Regions from separate parts of the Homo sapiens genome. Here region 2 is linked to region 1. A link is an interaction called in ENCODE POLR2A ChIA-PET data of the cell type or tissue named here. Cell type or tissue: Panc1. All regions are shown on one strand. Each heading gives the region's core, and the rest is flanking DNA. Links, peaks and the distances in the headings are about the cores only.

Region 1 (11,642 bases), core at 2,712-7,711:
TTTCAGAAGCTATATAATTTATTTAATAAAAAAGGATGTGGAAACTTAAACACAAAGTTTACACAAATAGGAGACCATGAGATGGTACCCAATGCCCCACATCCTCATAAGGACAAAACATGCTGATGAAAACATCTACACAGACTAAGGATTCTACAAGTTAAAAAAGAAGTTCATCTTTTCCATATTTGTCATGGAGTTTCAATGACTTCTTGCCCAGTCCTCCATCTAACTGCAGCTGACCATTGGGAAGACTGGCTAAATTCCTGCATATACCCTAGGTACAGAAAAGAAACCCCAGTACATCTCTGAGTTTTTTGGGGTTTGTTTGTTTTTTGTTAAGTTCTGGGATACATATGCAGAATGTGCAGGTTACATAGGTATACATGTACCATGGTGGTTTGCTGCACCTATAAACCCGTCATCTAGGTTTTAAGCCCTGCATGCGTTAGGTATTTGTCCTAATGCTCTCCCTCCCTTTGCCTCTCACCCCCCGACAAGCCTCAGTGTGTGATGTTCCCCCTCCCTGTGTTCATGTGTTCTCAATGTTCAACTCCCACTTATGAGTGAGAACATGCAGTGTTTGCTTTTTGGTTCCTGTGTTAGTCTGCTGAGAATGATGGCTTCTAGCTTCATTCATGTCCCTGCAAAAGGCACAAACTCATTCCTTTATGTGGCTGCAGCTCTAGTTTTTAAAAAGCCTTATACATACTACGTGTGCAATCATTTCAATGGAAAATGAACACATTTCCCATCTGTGTTAAGAATAACATACTGTCCGGGTGCAGTGGCTCACGCCTGTAAACCCAGCACTTTGGAAGGCCAAGTGGGGAGATCATCTGAGGTCAGGAGTTCGAGATCAGCCTGGCCAACATGGTGAAACCCCATCTCTACTAAAAATACAAAAATTAGCCGGGTGTGGTGGTGCATGCCTGTAATCCCAGCTACCTGGGAGGCTGAGGCAGGAGAATCGCTTGAACCCAGGAGGTGGAAGTTGCAGTGAGCCAAGATCGCGCCATTGCACTCCAGCCTGGAGGACAAGAGCGAAACTCCGTCTCAAAAAAAAAAAAACTAAAATTTTTAACTGATACAAGTTTATCTGTGGCAGTGCAAGAGACACAAAATCTCATACCTAAAGAATGGCTAAGAGTAAAAGTCAAAAATGCCCAAATATACCTATCAATATATGATTTTACCATATTATTTCTTACCAGGGTCTCTAAAATAGTAAAATTTAGTACTTTTTCTATCTATGTGTACAAACTCATGAGCCACATCTCAAGGATATCTGATAATTTCAATATTCACAAATCTTACTGGAAGCAACCTGATAATAAAAGCTTCTGGCAGCCAAATACATGATTAAGTCAGCAAATGTCAATTGAATTGCCTACTGTGAACCCACTGTGTTATACCCAAAGCAGCAGTTCTTAAGCAATCAGAAATTGCTACTCACCAGCAAGGGTATAATCCATATCAAAACCAAAACACTTTATCTTTTCCATTGCTAAACTTCGGTTCACAAACACCCTATAGAAAATAATAAAAAATAATATCTCAACACTGGAAAATAAATTCTCAAGTTTAATAAAGTTATTTGGCTATTTTTCTAGGTTTTCTCATTTATTTTTCCAATTGATTTTTTAAACTTTTAAAATTATATATTAAGATGTATAACACGACATGCTGTTTGATATACTTATCTTGATACACATATACACAGTGAAATGATTAATACAGTCAAACAAATTAACATACCCATTATCCCATACAGTTACCTTGTTTTCTTTCTTCTTGTTTATTGTGGTACAAGTACTTAAAATCTATTGTCTTGGCAAATTAACAGTACATAATACAATATTATTAAATATAGCCCTCATGCTATACATTAGATCTCTTAGACTTATTCATCCAACATAACTGCAACTTTGTACCCTTTGATCTACATCTTTCCATCCTTCCCCAACACTGTTTTGTTTTTGTTTTTTGAGGCAGAGTCACTCTGTCACCCAGGCTGGAGTGCAGTGGTGAAATCATGACTCACTGCAGCCTCAGCCTCCTAGGCTCAGGAGATCCTCCTTACCTCAGCCTCCTGAGTAGCAGGAACTACAGGCACACGTCAGCAAGCCCGGATAATTTTTTATTTTTTGTAGAGACAGAGGCTCACCTATGTTGCTCTGGCTCATCTTGAACTCCTGGGCTCAAGCAACCCTCCTATCTCGGCCTCTCAAAGTCCTGGGATTACAGGCATGATCCACCGCGCCTGGCCTCCAATCACTGCTTTGCTCTTTGTTTCTATGGTTTCCTTTTTTGATTGTTTTTTAGATTCCACATGTGAAATCATGCAGTATTCTTTGGTGTGTCTGGCTTATTTCACTTAGCATAATGTCTTCTACGTTCATCCATGGTGTTGCAAACGGTAGAATCTCCTTTTTTAAGGCTGAATATTCCATTGTGTGTATATATACCACAATTTCTTTATCCATTCATTCAGCCCATCAACAGATATCTTTTTTCCATCTCCTAGCTATTCTAAATAATGTTGCAATGAACATGGGAGTGCAGGTATCTTCACAAAGTGGTGATTTTACTTCCTTTGGGCATACAACTAGAAGAACTGCTGGGTCATATGGCAGCTGTATTTTCTTTAGGAAGCTCTACAGCATTTTCCACGGTGGCTGCATCAATTTACATTGCCACCAACAGTGTACAAGTGTTCCCTTTTCATGCATCATTGCCAACATTTATTTCTTATCTTTTTGATAAAAGGCATTCTAATAGGTATGAGATGATATCTCATTGTGGTTTTGATTTGCACTTCCCCTGATGATTAATGATGTTAAGCTCCTTTTCAAATACCTGTTAGCCATTTGCATGTCTGCTTTGGAGAAATGTCTATGCAGGTCCTTTGCCCATTTTTGGGTCATTTCTTTTTTCGCTATTGTTTGAGGTCCTCATATATTTTAGATGTTAATCCCTTAACAGATACATGGTTCGCAAACAGTTTCTCCCAATCCATAGGCTGCCTTTTTGTTTCTCCTTTGCTGCGCAGAAGCTTTTTAGTTTGAGGTAGTCCCACTTGTTTTTGCTTTTGCTGCCTGTGCTTTTGGTGTCCTATCCAAAAAAATCACTGCCGAGACCAAGGTCAAGAAGCTTTTCCTTTGTTTTCTTTTAGATCTTCTCATTTAAATACCAATATTAAAATCCATAATAAAAATTATTCAAGGTTGGGAGCAGTGGCTCACACCTGTAATCCCAGCATTTTGAGAGGCCGAGGCAGGCAGATGGCTTTAGCTCAAGAGTTCTAGACCAGCCTAGGTTAACATGGTGAGAACCCAACTCTACAAAAAATACAAAAATCAGCTGGGGATGGTGGTGTGCACCTGTGGTCCCAGCTACTTGGGAGGCTGAGGTAGGAGGATTGCTTGAGTCTACGAGATCAAGGCTGTAGTGAGCCAAGATCACACCACTGCACTTCAGCCTGGGCAGCAGAGTGAGACCCTGTTCCCAAAAAAATAACAAATAAATTAAAAATTGAAAAATATTATCCAAGTCTTTCTTATACAGTAAATGAAATCAGATATTATACAAAAATATACAGATTTGTGTATTGTGTCCTGGCATTAAAAATGCCATGTATTCAAGATTTCAGGGAAGAGGCTCTCCTTTCCAAAGTCTGACCCCATAAAATAAGATTACTTTTGGGATTTTATAACTCATTCACTTATTAATTTATAATTTATTTAATAAACAAGTCATTTAAAGCCCACTGAAGATAAAAATATAGACTAATTAAATAAATAGCTACTGTCTATTACACCCAGATACTGTGATTGAACAAAAGACTGTACCAGCCCTCATGAAACTTATATTGTAATTTACTCTGTTTATCCTTGAGGAACTCAGCCTACTAGGAAGGAGACCTTTAAATAATTTCAGCAATTCAGTAAGTACTATAAAATAACATGGAGGAGAGAGTACCAGTTGTTTAGAGAGGTCAGGAAGAAATGTTTGAACTGAATCTTAATCAATCAGTAGTTTTCCATTAGGAAAATGCAAGAAAGGCAACGCAGGCAAAATAACCAAGCAAAGAAAAGGTTTACAGTAAACTACAAAGCATTTATTGTGGCTGGAGTTGAGAAGCTTTCTTTGGTTTTGCTTCTGTTTGTTTTCACAGAAAGAGGTTTTCCAGGGGGCAAGGATGGGGGAAGGAGCAATAAAAGCTATGAAAGGTTAGTAGGGGTCAAAATCCTGAAGATTTTGTAAGCCACATTAGGGAATTTGGACTTTATCCCGCATTTAAGACCAAAATATCAGAGTTTAAGGAAATGAAATAATCAGAAAGATCACTATGAAGACATAGGAAAAACTGAACATATAATAGTATGGTAGATCATCAGCATGATGGTCTTTCAGGGTAAGTTTTAATCATCTTTAAAAATAAAGGCCAGGTGTAGTAGCTCACGCCTGTAATCCCAGTACTTTACAAGGCAGGCAGATCGCTTGAGCACAGGAGTTCGAAACCAGCCTAGGCAACATGGCAAAACCCCGTCTCCACAAAAAATACAAAAAAAAGCTGGGTGTGGTGGCACATGCCTGTAGTCCCAGTTACTCGGGAGGCTGAAGTGGGATCTCCTGAGCCTGAGAGGCAGAAGTTGCAATGAGCCAAGATTGTACCACTGCATTCCAGCATGGGTGACAGAGTAAGACCCTGTTTCAAAAAGAAAAAAAAGAAAGAAGAAAAGAAAGGAAGGGCCAGGCACGGTGGCTCACGCCTGTAATTCCAACACTTTGGGAGGCTGAGGCGGGTGGATCACGAGGTCAGGAGTTCAAGACCAGCCTGGCCAACATGGTGAAACCCTGTCTCTACTAAAAATACAAAAATTAGCTGAGCATGGTGGCGTGTTCCTGTAATCCCAGCTACTCAGGAGGCTGAGGTAGGAGAACTGCTTGAGCCTAGACCCGGGAGGCAGAGGTTGCCGTGAGCCAAGATCACACCACTGCACTCCAGCCTGGGCTACAAAGCAAGATTCCATCAAAAAAAAAAAAAAAAAGAAGAATAGAAAAGAGAAAAGAAAAGAGGAAAGGGAACGGAAAGGGAAAAGACAGAAAATAAGGTTATCCTTTCCACTTGATCCTCAGCTTGGTAGCCAAAGTTAAAACTGCATGGCTTCTCCTCTTATTACCAAACCTTTTCTTTGTCTTCATTTCATAAGTAACTGTAGGAAATTAGAATGATATAGATCAGTGGATCTCAAAACTGCAGTGTACATCAAAATCACAATCACCTGAGTAACTTGTTAAAAATAAAAAAGCCTGGGCTGGGCTCCCCCATCAGTGATCTAGGTCAATGGTCTCCAAAGAAGAGTAACTGCATCAAGGGATGCAAAAAGCCTCCACTGGGATACAGAAAGAAAATATCAGATCTTCTATTGATATTTACCTCACCATTTAAAAATGCCTAATTTATATATTTATATATGTTTCTTATTTATTTTCAAGACAGAGTCTTACTCTGTTGCCCAGGCTGGAGTACAGTGGTGTGATAATGGCTCACTGCAGCCTCAACCTCCCAGGCTCATGTTATCCTCCTACCTCAGCCTCAGCCTCCCAAGTAGCTGGGACCACAGGTACGCACCACCATGTCCAGCTATTTTTTTTTTTTTTTTTTTTTTTTTTTTTTGTAGAGATGGCCTTGGAGACTTTTTTTAAAAAGGAGTTTGAGACCAGAAGTGGTGCCTCACACCTATAATCCCAGCACTTTGGGAGGCCAAGGTGGGAGGACTGCTTCAGCCCAGGAGTCTGAGACCAGCCTGGGCAATATAGTGAGACCCTATCTCAACAAAAAATAAAAAATTAGCCACGTGTAGTGGCACATGCCTATAGTCTCAGCTACTCAAGAGGCTGAGGCAGGAAGATCACTTGAGCCCAAGAGGTCAAGGCTGCAGCGAACTGAGATCGTGCCACTGCATTCTAGCCTGGGCAACAGAGCAAGACCCTGTCTCAAACAAAGAAACAAAAAACACCCTCCAACCTCCAGCCCCCAAACATATCACCTTCTAATATTTCATCAAATATCACCCTGTTATTACTGATAAAAGCATCTACTTTATTATATTTTCCCAGTTACATAAATCCTTTTGAAAGTACAACAGGGATAAAAGACAAAATAATGGTTGTAGCTCTAGAAACTAAATGTAACTACTGAAGGCTTTTCAAACAGATTCTTAATTCAGGCTAGAGAGCCAACTGGATCAAATCCTTGATCAGGCCCTAACAGCTGACATGCCTAAAATATTCTATGGGAATACAAGCAGGAATGGATTGGGGATGATTTTTTCCCTTGTGATACAATCCAGGAGAGAAGTATGCGGAACGACATAATAAAAGAAACAGCTTTTACTCTCATAGAAGAAAGATGCTAGCTAGCTTCAAGCACAGCTAACATTACAGGAAAAAGGAGATTTTGCTGTTAATGTCAATCAGTGCTTAAGACAAGAACAACAGTCTCAGCCAAGTACCAGCTTCTTTCTTTGTTAGAAAAGAGATTAAGCTTGTACTGTCATGAAAATATATCAAATCATTTATGTATATTTTTAAGGATTCAAAGATTATAATGTACCTTTATTATCTATGTAAACTCTAGGAATAACATATTTCAGGAATATGAAAATCTGGTTTTGCCAAAATAATCATTGCTACATATCCATCAAATTGCACTTCTCCTCTCTTTAACCTAGTCACATTAACTATTCAATCAACACATTCATTGTCTACTACAAAGCAGATACCATTTTGTGACATATGTCATATAAGCTGTTCTTTAGGGAGCAGAAAGAGCTAGGACAGACTTTATAAGAGTCTAAAATTAGGAAATATGATGTTTTCCTATGAAGTTCTACCAAATATCCTTTATCTTTCCATTTTCATTCAAAATAAGTGCTCTAACCACAAAAGCAATTCCTGAACTTAGAAACAATCACTTCTGTCTCCCCCCAATTCATTTCTATTATGATATTTATAAAAATGAAAAGCCTCACATATATTCTCATCTTTCCTTTTCTTTCCCTAATCTAGGCTACAAAACATGAGGGGAGGCGCAGTGTGGAATTAAATCTAATTTGTTGTATGAATAGCTGAAGTGCATAAGCAAAGCTATAATGGCAAAATAGAACAGCTGTATTATAGAGAACTGCAATAAGCCAAATATAGTTATTTGGCTATATATTCCACAGTTTACAAAGATAATAAACACCCAAATGCTTAAAGTATGCAGTGACTTCAGCACAGAGGCAGCCTTAAAGCATGAAATACCATGTCTCCAGGATACAGTCTTCAAGAGAAACTAATCTCTTGGTCTCAAACTAATGACTACTCTTCACTGAGGTTATAGCAAAACAAAGTGTTAGGTACTATATCAACTAAAAGGTACTATATCAATTACAAGGCTGGCCCACTGCCCCATCATACATTTCAAAACAAAAAGATTTATCTGCTTGAGGAATCCAAAAATTTCTATTGGTCTCCGGACCTTGACTGTACCTTTGCCAATGTCAGTTTACTGTGTCACATTTCTAAATTATTAACAAGTGGAACATACTCCACCCCTATGTTCAAGAGCTTGAACATATCGGAGAAATTAACTTCCCGAAGCTTGCTTTTAAAAAAGCACAAACTTGCCGCCCTAGAAAGCATGACTAAACTAAGCATCCAATCTTAAAGCACAATTAGCCAGCAATTCCAACATACTAAGTCTTTGTAAGTTGCAGATTTGAGCATTAACATGAAAAACAATCTCTAGGTGACAGGAACACTCTAAAACGAAGCACAGACTTCAATATAAAGACAAATGTAACAGCTTTTATTATCATATCCCACAGCAGTTAAGACATTAAACTTGAATAAACTCCATCCAAGTAAATATAAATATTAACCATAAGAAATAGAGCCATTAATATAATGTGCTTTAGAAATAAGAATATTCTCACACTTAAGTAACATGAACATGCAATTTATTAAATTTGAAATTTTGTAAATAGCAATCTTAATGGCTTTAACTTGTAATTCAAAGCAGTATTACCTCATCTGTCACTGGTTGCCGTTTTGAAAAGTGTAAAACTATCTGAGTCAACTAGTTCTTGAAGTCACATAACAAAATTCTTCGTAAGGTCCCTAGTATAGTTTTTTTGTGACTTAACTTCAAGAAGTTTAACCTGAATCAGGCCCCTCAAAAGCATGTATCTTCCGAGACAGTGCTGGAGAAAACACCTCTGTGTTTAATTTAACTTGTCATTGGATATCACTGTTGCTCCACACAAATCCATTTGGAATAGAATTTCTTTGGCAATGGTGAACTTTATCTGTAACTCCTCCCCTTGCCTAGGAGTCACAATTTCCTGGCCAAGTGCCCAATGACAGTTAGTGCAACAACAAATGAGACTAAGGATTCAAGTATAAAATCTTCTTGGGCATCTGTTTTCCTTATGGGCTTGCATAATTACACATTGAAAATTTGCTACAATCAAGAAAAGAAAAAGTTACAAGTGCTTTTTGAGAGGGCAAATTGAAATTATGAACTAAAAAGTATGTGTCTGTATATATGCATATTTTTACTTAATAGAAAATGCTATAATGTGGATTTTTTGTTGAAAACCCAATCTCCAAACTAGTTCCTATTTCTGCTATGGGCACTCCCATTCTCCCACTCAAGCTTAAAATCTAGTTACTATCTTTTGATTCTTTCCTCTTCTTCAAATCCACATCCAATCATCTAATGTGCCTTCATTTAAATTACCAAACGTCTCTGGAATCCAATCTTCCATTCAATTCACAGTGCTAACAACATGTCCAGGTCCTCATTAGTCCAGCAATCATCTCCCAATTGCTCTGCCCTCGCACTAATGCCAAATTAATTGCTTTGAAGTAGTGCTACTCAAAGCATGGTCCACAGGCCAATGCTGGATTATGAACATTTGTTGCTAACCCATGACATGACACATACAGAAATTTTAAGTATTTAGAAACTTTTACAGTAATTTGACAGAGCAATTTTGTTTGTTGAATGTAGTAATAAAAAAGGTAGGCTTACATTTTGTGTCTTCATTTTTCTTGAAATTCATTTTTATTTTATAAACGTGTCCATTTGAAACAGATTGGAAAAAAGTTATTTATAAACTGGTCCTCCCTCACAGACAGTTTGAGAAGCACTGTCCTAAAACCCTGATCCAATCATATCACTCTCTTAAGAACTTTTAGTCATCGCTCACTACCTACCCAATTAATAAATTGCAAATTATTGGATCTTAAAGTTCAAAAACTTTCATTTTGTCAAAATCAGTTTGATCTTACATTGTCCCACATCATGCACCTTTGGCTGTAGTAATCAAAGTGAGCTACTTGCTATTTCCTAAATATGCCCTAAGGCTTTGTTTATATTCTTTTCCCTAAAAGGGCCACCTCAGTTATCTCTAATTATCAAGACCCTGCATCTCAAGTGATTTTGTCAAGGAACTATCAATATTCTGGTTGTGCCACAGAACTATGTGACAGTAATGTCTCTGGGTCTCATTACTTTTCTACTTAATGAAAGAAACTGCATCAGCAACTAAAATTCTATAAAGTTGTGACCCAAATGAGAGGCTTAAACCTTCAAAATTCCCTGTTTTGACACTTACTATATGTTGTCATAGACATAAAATATGGTAGTTCTCTTATTCTTTATTGGATTATAAACTTTGAGACCAGGATTTATAATCTTCCCAACACCTAACATAGGGCCTTGTAATAGCAGACACAATATTTAACTGAACTAAAAATTAAGCTTAAACTAGAAACTTAATAGGGGTTTGTCATTGCCAGAGGCTGTGGGGAGGAGGGAACGGGCAGTTTCCGCTAATGGGTACAGGGTTTCTTGTGGGGGTAATGAAATGTTCTAAAATTAGATAGCGGTATTGGTTGCACAACTCTGTGAATATACTAAAATGATCAAATTGTATGCTTTAAAAGGGTGAATTGAATGATACGTGAATTGTATCTCAATAAAGCTGTTATTAAAAAAAAGTAATAGGAAGACCTCAGTCTGCCATTATGTCTCCATCCTCCGTAAAAAGTATGCTTAATGATATAAAAAGTATTATAGGTAAGAACTTTATGAAATGGATTCTTAAAAATTCAAAGCTCAAATACCATGGACATACAGACACAACAAGAAATTTTGGGTTAGATTCTAAAAGCAACAGACATCTAGTAGCATTAGTTTTGCTTTCATAAATTCTAACCAGTAACTTCTTACTAATTTGTTTTAACATTTTCTCTGAGGAACATCAAGAGGGATACATTTTGTTTATCAGATTGTGTCAAGAGAACAGCAGTGGCTGGGTGCGGTGGCTCACGCCTGTAATCCCAGCACTTTGGGAGGCTGAGGCGGGTGGATCACGAGGTCAGGAGATTGAGACCATCCTGGCTGACATGGTGAAACCCCGTCTCTACTAAAAATAAAAAAATTAGCCGGGCATGGTGGCAGGTGCCTGCTGTAGTCCCAGCTACTCGGGAGTCTAAGGCAGGAGAATGGCGTGAACCCAGGAGGCAGAGCTTGCAGTGAGCCAAGATCGTGCCACTGCACTCCAGCCTGGGCAACAGAGTGAGACTCCGTCTCAAAAAAAAAAAAAAAGAACAGCCTCCTGTGCATTAAAAATCTGAACAGTGCTCACTTCGGCAGCACACACACTAAAAATCTGAACAAATGTGTTATCACTTATAAAATAAAACATGAAATTATAATACTCATTTTACTCACTCATATACTCAGTATTTAAAAGTTCCAGAGAAAAGTCAGTATGGAGACATACATGGAACAAAATTTAAGATGATTAAGATTTAAAATGCCATCAATTATAAAATGTACCCATATTATATACCAGTAAGAAAAGGGGGGAAATTCCAAGTCACAGCCTAGGAGATTCCACAAAAAGTTAGGATAGCAAAAGGGATATACTCATAATATGAGGATAAGGGAGAAATATATCTACAACACAGAAGGGCCCACAAAGAAATCTGTACATCTCAGCCTTGACTGTACATCTATTTCCCATTTTGTACTGCGTCCAGGGAGGGGGAAAATCTCTCCCTGAGAATTTGAACAAGTCAGTCATGTAGGTTGTGCTCTGAATTTATACTATCAGGATGGTTGATATTTTCCCCAGGTGACCGAAAGAAGCGAAAGCAAATCCTCTCTGGAAGAACTCAACTTGAATTCTAGGTGGTATATTGCCAGATATAGCCCAGTTTCTGGGATGTTTAAATGTAAAAGAAGGTCTATCTTAAAAACTATAAAATAATAGGAGTACTGATGATAATGCAGACTCTCTTTCCAGCAAAGATTTTAAAGCACACTTTAAGGAGATTCATCAAAAATATTTAAGGAAAAGACATTAAAATTCCCTTCACCTTCATTCTCAAATGAAGAAATTGTGATAATGGGAGCAGGATGGTAGGAAATATAAGAGAGGGCTGACTACCAAATTAGAAAAATACACAAGTTACGGGAGAAACCAGGACAATACCAGTACTTCTAAGAATATATTTACTATTCTAAAACCTCAGTCTAATTAAGCATAGGCTTTTCCAATCCCTTTTTTCCTATT
Region 2 (11,642 bases), core at 4,039-9,038, 370 kb before region 1:
CCTTTTTCTTGGGTCAGCCACCATTGTACCCACATTCCCACTTAATATAGACCATGTCTCTCTTTATCTCACCCAAAGTTTAAATAACAGTGAAAGATGAAATCAGATTGGTGGAGACCTGGAAGCTTAATTTTCCTAATGGTTCTCTTTCCAAATTACATCTGGCCGAGGCAGGAGGATCACTTGAACCTAGGAGTTCGAGACCAGCCTTGGCAACATAGGAAGACCCTGCCTCTATAAAGATTAAAAAAAATTAGCCAGGGCCAGGTGCAGTGGCTCACATCTGTAATCCCAGCACTTTGGGAGGCCGAGGCAGGCGGATCACCTCAGGTCGGGAGTTTGAGACCAGCCTGACCAACATGGAAAAACCCCATCTCTACTAAAAATACAAAAATTAGCTGGGCATGGTGCGCATGCCTGTAATCTCAGCTACTCAGGAAGCTGAGGTAGGAGAATTTCTTGAACCCGGGAGGCGGAGGTTGCAGTTAGCTGAGATCGCACCATTGCACTCCAGCCTGGGCAACAAGAGCGAAACTCTGTCTCAAAAAAAAAAAAAAAAAAAAAGGAAAAAAAATAAGTTGGGCATTGTAGTAAACGCCTGTAGTCTCAGCTACTTGGGAGGCTGAGGTGGGAGGATTGCTTGTGCCTGCGAGGTTGGAGGCTACAGTGAGCCATGATCGCACCACTGCAGTCCAGCTTGGGTGACAGAGCAAGATCCTGTCTCAAAAACAAAAAGCCGGCCTGGCCAACATGGTGAAACCATGTCTCTATTGAAAATACAAAAATTAGCTGGGCATGGTGGCACGAGCCTGTAGTCCTAGCTACTTGGGAGGCTGAGCAGGAGAATTGCTTGAACTCAGGAGGCGGAGGTTGCAGTGAGCCGAGATTGCGCCTCTGCACTCCAGCCTGAGCGACAGAGCGAGACTCTGTCTCAAAAAAAAAAAAAGCAAAAAACAAATTTCATCTGAGTGTGTTTCATGTAGTTGGTGTGATCTACATCCCTCCTTTTGTTCTTATTCCGATCTTTGGTTTGGAGAGCAATTGTGAGGAGGCATGAAATGTATCTGGAGATAGCTATGAGCTGCAGCCTGCTGATTTTCATGTAATTCTTGGCTACTTGCCAGTATGGTTGGGGTTAAACTGTTTCCAGGGTAGGAAAAACACGAACCTAGCATTTTGATATGAAAACAAACAAGGCTACTTTGTACTTGATGAAGCTCAAGTTGCAGATCCAGTGAGAGCCCATTAACTATTGGTGAAGGCCCACTGACAGTGTTGAGTTTCAGAGACCCCTGCACATTCTGGAGATGGCAGCGAATTGTTGTGCAGCCTACGAAAGTAATAAATATTTCTGCAGTGATTGTCAACAACAAAATGATTTTCTTGTTTGGGGGGTGGGGAGGCAAGAGGCAGAAACCTTAGGAAGCTGTTGCAAACCAGTTTCAGCTTCTGCTACTTTTATTTCTTTCCATTTAAAGCTGGGTGCAGTGGCACATGCCTGTAGTCCCAGTTACTCAGGAGCCTGAGGTGGGAGGCTCACTTGAACCCAGGATTTTGAGGCTGCAGTGTATTATGATGGCCCCTGTAAGTAGCCACTGCACCCCAGCCAGGGCAACATAATGAGACCCTGTCTCTCAAAAAAAATAAAAGACTGAGGCTGCACCAATGACATGGGGTGGAGTCAGGAACCTAGGACTCTTTCTGGCCCACTTTGGAGACCGAGAGCAGGATTCTGTGAGGTTGAGGTCAATGACTGGGAAAGCCCCAAAGTTCTCATCTGTATCTTCCTTCCACCTCCCCCAACCTCTGCAATAAAACAAAATCAACTCCAAGATTGACCATATTTTAGTAGTAAATATCAAACAAGCAAAATGAGGGCCTAAAATACTCCACTAAAATAGAAATTCCTATATTTGATATTCATGCTGCTACTGTAATCATCAGAAAGAAAAACTGTGCTGGTCAAAGATACTCACTCATTAGATGTGTACATGTGTAGGGCCTTGACATTCTACCCCCAACTAATCTTTGCGTCATCTTTTTCTGCCTTTGGACGTATGCCCCATGCGTCCTTGTTTCCATACTTTTATTCATGCTCTGCTCTGCGTAGTGTGCTCATTTTATCCACTGAAACCCTACGTATTATTTCAGTATCCATCTCTTTGGGGTTTTTTAGTTTGTTTGCTTTTTGAGACGAATTCTTGCTCTGTTGCCCAGGCTGACATGCATTGGCATGATCTCGGCTCACTGCAACCTCCGCCTCCTGGGTTCAAGCGATTCGTTCTCCTGCCTCAGCCTCCCAAGTAGCTGAGTTTACAGGCATGTGCCACCATGCCCGGCTAATTTTTATATTTTTAGTAGAGGCTGGTTTTGCCATGTTTGCCAGGCTGGTCTTGAACTCCTGATCTCAGATGTTCCACCCACCTTGGCTTCCTAAAGTGCTTGAGCCATTGCGCCTGGCATTAGTTTTTTGTTTTTTTTTTTTTTTTTTTTTTTTTGAGACGGAGTCTCGCTCTGTCGCCCAGGCTGGACTGCGGACTGCAGTGGCGCAATCTCGGCTCACTGCAAGCTCCGCTTCCCGGGTTCAACGCCATTCTCCTGCCTCAGCCTCCCCAGTAGCTGTGACTACAGGCGCCCGCCACCGCGCCCGGCTAATTTTTTTTTGTATTTTTAGTAGAGACGGGGTTTCACCTTGTTAGCCAGGATGGTCTCGATCTCCTGACCTCATGATCCACCCGCCTCGGCCTCCCAAAGTGCTGGGATTACAGGCGTGAGCCACCGCGCCCGGCCAGTTTTTTTTTTTTTTTGAGACAGAGTCTCGCTCTGTCCCCCAGGCTGGAGTGCAGTGGTGTGATCTCGGCTCACTGAAAGCTCCACCTCCCGGGTTCATGCCATTCTCCTGCCTCAGCCTCCCAAGTAGCTGGGACTACAGGTGCCTGCCACCACGCCCGGCTAATTTTTTGTATTTTTTAGTAGAGACGGGGTTTCACCGTGTTAGCCAGGATGGTCTTGATCTCCTGACCTCGTGATCCACCTGCCTCAGCCTCCCAAAGTGCTGAGATTACAGGCTTGAGCCATTGCGCTTGGCCTCGTTTGTTTTTCAAGAGAAAAGGTCTCACTCTGATACCCAGGCTAGAGTGCAGTGGTATAATCACAGCTCACTACAACCTCAACTTCTTGGGCTCAAGTGATCCTCCTGCCTCAGCCTACTGAGTAGCTGAACCTACAAGGTGTACGCCGCCATGCCTGGCTAATTTCTTAATTTTTGTAGAAACAGGGTCTCCCTATGTTGCTCAGGCTGGTCTTGAAATCCTGGCCTCAAGTGATCATCCCACATCAGCCTCCTGAAGTGTTGGGGAACCACTGTGTTCAGCTCTTGATAAAATTTTCTTTGAAAACAAAAACCTTCTTTGGCCATTCTGTCCCTCAACAGCATCCCTTCTTTGTTTTCTTTTTTCTTTCTTTTTTTTTTTTTTACTGGAAGCTGAGAGGATCATCCAGCATCTCTTCTTTGAGCTCCTCTTGTGTGACTGTGTTTGTCCCTCGCCTCACCATGTTTATCATAGAGTGCGTATGTTTGTTTCTGTGTAACTAACTAAATAAATCCTCCAGGGCAAGACTGATTCATCCAACAGTACATCTTTGTTATCCCCACAGCACATCCTGGGTGGACTGGATGCAACTGTAAATATCAGGTCACAAGTAAGGGGGAAGTGACGATTAATATCAAAATCCTATCTGCATATGTGTCCAAGCCATTTTGGAGTCATACAGACCTGGTTGAGATTCTGGCTGCACTGCCTATTAGGTGTGTGTCCTTGAACGAGTTACCTAACGTCACTGTGTAAAATATGAGATGTCACCATCTGTTGGAATCTTCCCTCTCTGAAATACATGATTTGATGTTTAGCAAAGGATTACATACTGCAGTTAAGAACCGTTTACCTAACTCTCTTTCCTGAAAGACTCAGTAGTAGGAAAGCACCATGGGTTTTTATAGATACCTTGTGGAAGAGATAAGCTCTGTGACTTGTAAAACGCCTTGTCCTGCCCAGAAGCAGGAGAGGTGTGTGTTTTCTTGCCTCAGCAGGCCTGCTACATGCCTGCCTTTGTCCAGCCCCAGGACATAGATAAAGCTAGTGTTCTTGGTTTCTAGCAGTTAAGCAACCTATAGTGTTTCTGCCTGGCAGAGTTCTGGGTTTGGGATTTATCCCCTTGCATTCCCCAAAATTATTACTTCAGGATTCTTTTGTTAATGCCTAGCCTCACACCCATGACATGAAGATGTCTCAGTTTAACTTTTGTTGTGACACTCATGTTGGTTTGAGGTTTGAGTTAGTATTCATTCTCTCCTTTCTTGAGTTAGAACTCTGAGGCATTTAAATGGGTGCGTGCCCAAACCGGAGAAAGATAAGAAAGATCTCTTATCTTAGACATTCTGTGTCTGCCCAGCAGCCTCTGCTCAAAGCTCCTGGAAATAAAATGGCCTTACGCCTGGAGATTATCTCCTACCCTAGAAGCCTGGCAGTTACTGTCCTGTTCTGACAAACTCTCTTTCTTCAGATCCCTTGATTGTAAAATAAGATACCCCTAGACCTTCAGCCCTAGTCGCCGTCAGCCTCAGTTGACCAGATGGCAAAGGTGTGGGAACAGCTCACCAGGTTCCCAAGAGCCATGTCCTAGGAAGGTCTCCAGCCTATTCCTTGTGTGTGGATCTGTTGTGCATTAGGAACAGATGAGAACTTTAGGGCTTTCCCAGTCTTTGACCTCATAGAACCTTGCTTTCCAAAGTGGGTCAGAAGGACCCTAGGACCCTGACTTCACACTCCAGAACACCACCATCATATCCAGTGTGCATGGCAGTCTCATAAACAGGGTTCCAGAGCGCTGACCAGGGACCTGCCTGTCTGCTTAACATTCACCTGACCCTCAGTTCTGGTTTTTGCTGTTTGTTTTTTCCTTGTTTGTAACTTCTGATATTCTAATAGCTGACGCCTGTGTGTTCATAAAGGAAAGAGCCTGTGGAGCCAGAGTCTTCACTCAAATCCTTGCTGTCTCACAGCCAGCTGTGTGACCTTGGGCAAGTTACATAAACCCCATTTGCCTCCATTTCTGTAACTGAGTAATAGGGATGGTAATAGCCACATCATAGGGTTGTTGTGGCTGTGAGATACTTAGCATGGAGTCTGGCTCATGGTCAGGGTTGAACAAATGATTATCTCTCCCCTACCCCACCCCAGAATTTAAAGATTATAAATATATAGACTGCCTACAAAAATGTTGCCAAAAGATACTTAAACAAATTTTCTACAGTAAAAGAATGAATTCAGGTAGCTGTGAGCATGTATGTTTTTGCAGTATGTCTTAAATTAATCCGGTACGGCACAGTGGTTCGTGCCTGTGATGTCAGCATTTGAGGATGCTGAGGTGGGAAGATTGCTTGAGGCCAGGGATTCGAGACCAGCTTGGGTAACATAGCAAGACTCCCTATTTAAAATAAAATTTTAGGGAGGCACGGTGGCTCAGTCCTGATGTCCTGGCTCATAAGGAGGCGAGGTGAAGCGTTCGAGACCAGCCTGGGCAACATAGGAAGCCCTCATCTATAATGACAGAAAAAATTTTAAATAAAAATTTAAAAAGTTAATCTGAGGCCAGACATGGTGGCTCATGCCTGTAATCCCAGCACTTTGGTTGAGGTCAGGAGTTCGAGACCAGCCTGGCCAACATGGTGAAACCCCATCTCTAATAAAAAGACAAAAATTAGCTGGGAGTGGTGGCGCACACTTGTAGTCCCAGCTACTTGGGAGTCTGAGGCAGGGGGATCGCTTGAACCTGGGAGGCAGAGGTTGCAGTGAGCCAAGATCGTGCCACCACACTCCAGCCTGGTTGACAGAGTGAGACTCTGTCTCAAGAAAAAAAAAAAAAAGTTAATCTGAATCCAAAGGGTAGTATTTCCAGCAGTACTATCTCTGGGGGTTCTCTGAATTGCAGAGGAGGAGACTGCCTCGGTAGAAGGATATCTCAGATGCTGCTTGGGGCCATAAGTAGTTGTTAATCTGCAACATTTTTTTTTTTTTCTTGAGACGGAGTCTCGCTCTGTCGCCCAGGCTGGAGTGCAGTGGCACAATCTCAGCTCACTGCAAGCTCTGCCTCCCGGGTTCACTCCATTCTCCTGCCTCAGCTCCCAAGTAGCTGGAACTACAGGCGCCCGCCACCACGCTGGTTAATTTTTTGTATTTTTAGTAGAGACGGGGTTTCACCATGTTAGCCAGGATGGTCTTGATCTCCCGACTTCGTGATCCACCCGCCTCTGCCTCCTAAAGTGCTGGGATTACAAGCGTAAGCCACTGCGCCCGGCCTTTTTTTTTTTTTTTTTTTTTTTGAGACAGTCTCGCTCTGTCGCCCAGGCTGGAGTGCAGTGGCATGATCTCAGCTCACTGCAGCCTCCATCTCCCAGGTTCAAGTGATTCTCCTGCTTCAGTCTCTCAAGTAGCTGGGACTACAGGTATGTGTCACCATGCTTAGCTAATTTTTCTATTTTTAGTAGAGATGGGGTTTCCCCATGTCGGTCAGGCTGGTCTGGAACTCCTGACCTCAGGTGATCTGCCTGCCTTGGCCTCCCAAAGTGCTGGGATTACAAGCATGAGCCATGCCCGGCCCTTTTTTTTTTTTTTTTTTTTTTTTTTTTTGAGACAGAGTCTCGTTCTGTCGCTCAGGCTGGAGTGCAGTGGTGTGATCTTGGCTCACTGCAACCTCTCCCTCCTGGGCTCAAGTGTCCCTCCCACCTCAGCTTCCCGAGTAGCTGAGACAACAGGCATGTGCCACCATGCCCAGCTAATTTTTGTATTTTCTGTAGAGATGGGGTTTTGCCATGTTGCCCAAGCTGGTTTTGAACTCCTGGGCTCAAGCAATCTGCCCACCTCAGCCTCCCAAAGTACTAGGATTACAGGCGTGAGCCATGGTGCCCAGCCAACCTGCAACATTTTGACAACATAATCCTGCTTAATTCTAATTTAGTATGACTTCCTTTTTTTTTTTTTTTTTAAGTTGGTGAATTCAGCATTGAATTTAATTCTGCATTGGCAGGCGGATGACTAAAGTCATTTGAAGAAGGATTTACCCTACCTTTGGCTCATCATGTATGAGGCTGGATCACGTACATAGGAGAACCCATTTTTTCAGGCTAGCAGAAATTGTTAATGATCATCTTGCTTTTCAAATGGCAAAGCTGACTCCTTTGTCACTAGGTTGTAGTAATATTTGTATAACATGGCAGAAAGTGAACTCACTTTCCTGGGAATGCCTGAATTTGCCAACTCAATCTCTTTTTCTCCTCACCCCTCAGATATCAGCGCTTAGTGAACGTTAGTGAGGGGCTGTAGGCAAGAAGTTGATAGAAAGAAGCTGTTGTCAGCAGTCACTTTTTTAGAATATATTGTATTGTACTAGGTGTAATGCCTTGGGTTAAATGCTGCCTTGCACACAAGAATTTATAATCTGTGAGAAGATAAAAATAGACGAATGCTGATTAGAAACACTGTCTTGGGTAGCATCATAAAAGGATGATTCATTAGGAAATCAGGAAGTCTATAATGCAATTTTGATCATTTAGGTTGTATTTTTACAAGTTTTTTTTTGGATTTCTAGTAATTTTGTTGCAATTCCACTTCTGAGATCATCACTGATGAATATTATTTAGAATTATGGGGCCAAGCTTAGTGGCTCATGCCTGTAATCTTAACACTTTGAAAGGCTGAGGCAGGAGGATCACTTGAGGACAAGAGTTCAAGCCTGGACAACATAGTGAGACCCTGTCTCTACAAAAAATAAAAATTAAAAAAACTTAGCTGAGTGTGGTGGCGTGGTGGCGTGTGCCTGTAGTGCCAGCTTTTTGGGAGGATGAGGCAGGAGGATCACTTGAGCCTAGGGTGACAGAACAAAACCCTATCTCTTAAAAAAACAAAACAAAAAAAAAAAAGGAAGGAAGAAAAATATGGAACACTTCATAGCCCATTAGAGCAAGGTTTATTGTGTGTTTTGGTCATAGTGGCATCCCCAGTGCCTAAAACAATGCCTGGCACACTGTAGGCATTCAGTGAGCGTGGAGTGAGTGAATGAATGGTACACTTATGCCATGGCACTCTTTCTGGAGAATTTCAGGTGCCAGTCTGTCTTGTTAGATCAGTGCAGATTACATTGCCCATGAGGGGATGAGGATGCTGTTTCCATCAGTTTGATTGCCAAAGTTAGTGCTGCGTATGTTTTGTGGTTCTCAGTGGTTGCCAGGGAACCGAGGAAGTGAAAGGAAGGGGTTGAAAGCAGCCTCATTGCTGTTCCCTGGGCGGCTGTGCCTTGATGTCCAGCCTTGTCTGTATGGCAGTTTGGCCTGGTTGTGAGAGTGGTGACAAGGCCTGGGATAGACTGACCATGTCTTGAGAATATGTATGTGCTGAAGAATGGCTTCCCAGTCCCCAAACACCGGCAGCAGCAGGAGCCACTTCTTTTACACATCAGCCACCTTTTCCTCTAGCAATGAAGCTGTGATCCATTCTTTCAGTGAGTCTCAAGGAAATGGTTCAGCCAGTTTGGCACATTCATTTTCTTGTCAGGAAAGTCAATGTGACCTTGACCATCATTGGGGACCTGCGGTAAACACGTTGTGTGTCTGGCTGGATTCTAATGATCAAACAGTGCTTTTGGCACCTCACTGTGCTGTACGTGTCATGTGCTCCTAATTTATTGTCCTAGGTTGGGGGTTATAGGTACTAATTTGCAAGAATCATTTCTGACTTACATGGATCATGCCCAGCACAGTGCCACTACCATGGAGGCCTTGGATAAGTATCATGAAAGAAAATTGTTGCAGAAAATGAAAGGAAAGATGAAATATACTTGCTTTGAGTCCTGGACAGTGTAATTAATTTGTAGCTGAGGAAGTTATTGAAAAGTAACTTTTTGTAATCCCAGCACTTTAGGAGGCTAAGGTGGGCAGATCACTTGAGCCCAGGAGTTCAAGACCAGCCTGGGCAACATGGCGAAACCCCATCTCTACACAAAAAAACAAAAATTAGCTGCGCATGGTAGCACGTGCCTGTGGTACCAGCTCCTTGGGAGGCTGAGGTGGGAGGATCGCTTGAGCTCGGAAGGCAGAGGTTGCAGTGAGCCAAGATCATCACACCACTGTACTCCAGCCTGGGTAACAGAGTGAGACCCTATCTCAAAAAAAAAAAAAAAAAAAAAAAAGTAACTTTCGATTTATAAAGCTCCTCTGAAGATTGTTCTCCTTGAGTCATTTCTGGAAATCCGAACCCAAACATGGACCTTTTGTGCTGTGCAAGTGTTGTCTTTGGTAGAGGATTCAGGCCGAGGGAGAGCTGCTGTGACCTCCTGTTTCAGGGAGGGTAGCCAGAAGGGATTTGGCTTACACCACCGACTAGGGAAAGTCAGAGCAGGACACCATCCCCAGGGCCCTTGCTTGTGCAAAGCTTGCGTTAGAGAACTCTTGTCTCCCTGAGCTGAACTTAGTGAAGAAAGCACGACAAACCTAAGGCGGTGAACTTTTCTGAACCAAGAGTTGGTTTAAATATAGATGATCTGCCTTTCTGGCAACTTGGAGGCTGCGGTGGGACTTGTTGTACCTTTTATAAGACAAGTGAGGAAAGATGTTGGCACCTGTACTTGCGCAGTTTGTTTATGAAATATAAACTCTCCGGTGGAAGCGAGGGCTCGAAAGGTCAGTGTCCAAGGTAGCGTGTCGTACCTTAGCTGGGGAAAAGGTGCCTCTCCAAGCCCCCGCTGCGAATTGCCTCATTCCCTAGAGAAAGTTGGGACAGCCAGGCTTCATGTCCTATTATTTACTGAGCACCGACTCTGGCAGGGGTGGGGGTGGAAAAGTTTCTGTGAAACTGACAGACACTGGACTTGATTTTCTTTCCCAGGGAGGAGAAACAATACTCTAGGAGCTACAAAGTCAGTCCTTATTCAGAGCAGTGTTCCTGTTTTCAGCTTTAGAGACTTGATTTATGTACCCCCCAGCCTGCTTAGAGCCAAGGGGTTGCAGCAGCCTGCTCCCATCTGCAGCCCCCACCATCCTCCCACAGTGGGCTCTGGCTCTAGGTGGGTCCAGGGCTGGGCATCGCGGGTCTGCAGCACATCCTCCTCAGTATTCCAGTGCAGCTGTCTGAAGTTTTTTCTGCTGCGCCTGAACTGATGTCATTTCCCCCTTGGCAGACAGCTTCGGCTTTGCTGCGTCTGAGATATGTCACGAGAAGGTGGGGGTGGGCCAGAGCCAGGCAGGGGGAGTAGCGAGGAGAGCAGGAGACAGTGTGCCTGCTCGGTCCCAGGACTCTGTTTACTTTGTCTGCTTTGCTAAAGAAGGCCGGTGAACCAGGACCACCGCACACACAGGCCCACCAGGGGCAATGCTCATTCCAAGACCTTAACTTTTAAGAGCCCTTTGTTCCAACGTTAGTGTGGACGATGCTCTTGCAGGATGCCTTTCCTTTTGGGTCTTAGACAGGTAATTGTTTCTGCACGGATCGGGTTTGGAAGGGAAGAAGGGGTGGGAGCTTGTTTATTGTACTACTGCTTTGGGTGGAGGGAATATTTTAGCAAATGCCTCTCAGTTAGACCAGGCCAGCTCCCACACAGAACTTTCCAGTCTCCCTTCTTGTTTGCTAGTTGCTCCTTACTTTCAGAGCCACCGTGTTCTTAACCCTCTACGTCCCCGAGGTTTCTCTAGGGCTGACCAGTTCTGATTTTCCATCAGACACTGTAAAACTGCTTTGGAAACTTCACGGAGAAACAGCTGAAGAATGGGGCTGGGGAAGGGGAGAGGCAGAGTGCGATTCTTGCTCCAAACCCCTTTTATTCCTTCTCCATTTTGATTTGGCTAGTTAGTGGAGATTTCCTCACAGTCCTCTGGTTCTGAAGGGACTCTGTGTTGGGGGTGGGGTGAGGGCTCCGTTCTTCTTTTAAAGGAAAGGCTTTCTTCCTTTCAAGCATGTGCCTGGGGCTGTGCAGCTGAGGGACGTTCCCGACGCCTCAGGGGAAGGGGTGTGGAATTGACCCCATTTTGGCCTTACTGACCAGTTTTTCAAAAAGACCCCTGTGGCAGAGACTTGATTGCTCGGTGAGCCGCCCTTTGAAGTGGGAGCACTGCATTCATTCCAGCCGGTAAAGCAGTGTGGAATGAGAGAACAGTAGCAAGCCACCAACTGCTGTCTGCTGAGAACACAGCTGTTGCCAACTATTTGTTCCAGGGCTTCTGAGAGTCAGACACCCCCACCCCCTCTTCGTCTGAGAGGCATGTCTGTATCGGAATGTGTAACTGTAACCAGCAGCTGCTGGCCATAAGGGGTGGGGAGGGAGCACACACCCTCTGCTGCCTGTTCCTGGGTGAGGAAAAGCCACAGATGAGCTCACAGCAGAAGCCCTAGAGGGGAGCTGCTAGGGACCACTGGTTGCCCTCACTCTGAGAAAAGTGCTAGGTGGACAACTCTCCCTTGAGTTGCCTACAGTTCTGTTCAAAGGAAGCTCCTCTGAAAAGCCCCAAACATTCCATTACAGCTCTTGTTATCTTCAGAGTGTTGCGTTGACACAGCTGATGGGCAGAGAGGTGACCACTCTGAACATCCCTTCTG

What was found. ChIA-PET counts read pairs that join two places held together with the same protein. Peaks named below come from ENCODE experiments on the same cell type or tissue, not always from the same donor. Only the 100,000 strongest peaks of a DNase experiment are listed, where the experiment ranks them.
Region 2: POLR2A ChIA-PET joins it to region 1 with 8 read pairs; 1 of 35 experiments calls an interaction of 5 or more read pairs at or near these places.

Annotation. Positions count from the first base shown.
Region 1 is chr10:103,137,950-103,149,591 of GRCh38, forward strand. NT5C2 (5'-nucleotidase, cytosolic II) reads right to left here. Exons shown (of 19, transcript NM_001351169.2): 4 at 1,457-1,530. Among named protein-coding and RNA genes, the nearest start is that of NT5C2, 50 kb to the right of the region's middle. In Panc1, for the core only: no CTCF peak of the experiment used is centred there; no DNase peak of the experiment used is centred there; H3K27ac peaks cover 1,134 bases.
Region 2 is chr10:102,765,899-102,777,540 of GRCh38, forward strand. All of the region lies in intron 1 of WBP1L (WW domain binding protein 1 like), which reads left to right. Among named protein-coding and RNA genes, the nearest start is that of WBP1L, 28 kb to the left of the region's middle. RefSeq lists enhancers at 9,178-9,709, 10,242-10,773, 10,774-11,305. In Panc1, for the core only: no CTCF peak of the experiment used is centred there; no DNase peak of the experiment used is centred there; H3K27ac peaks cover 4,320 bases.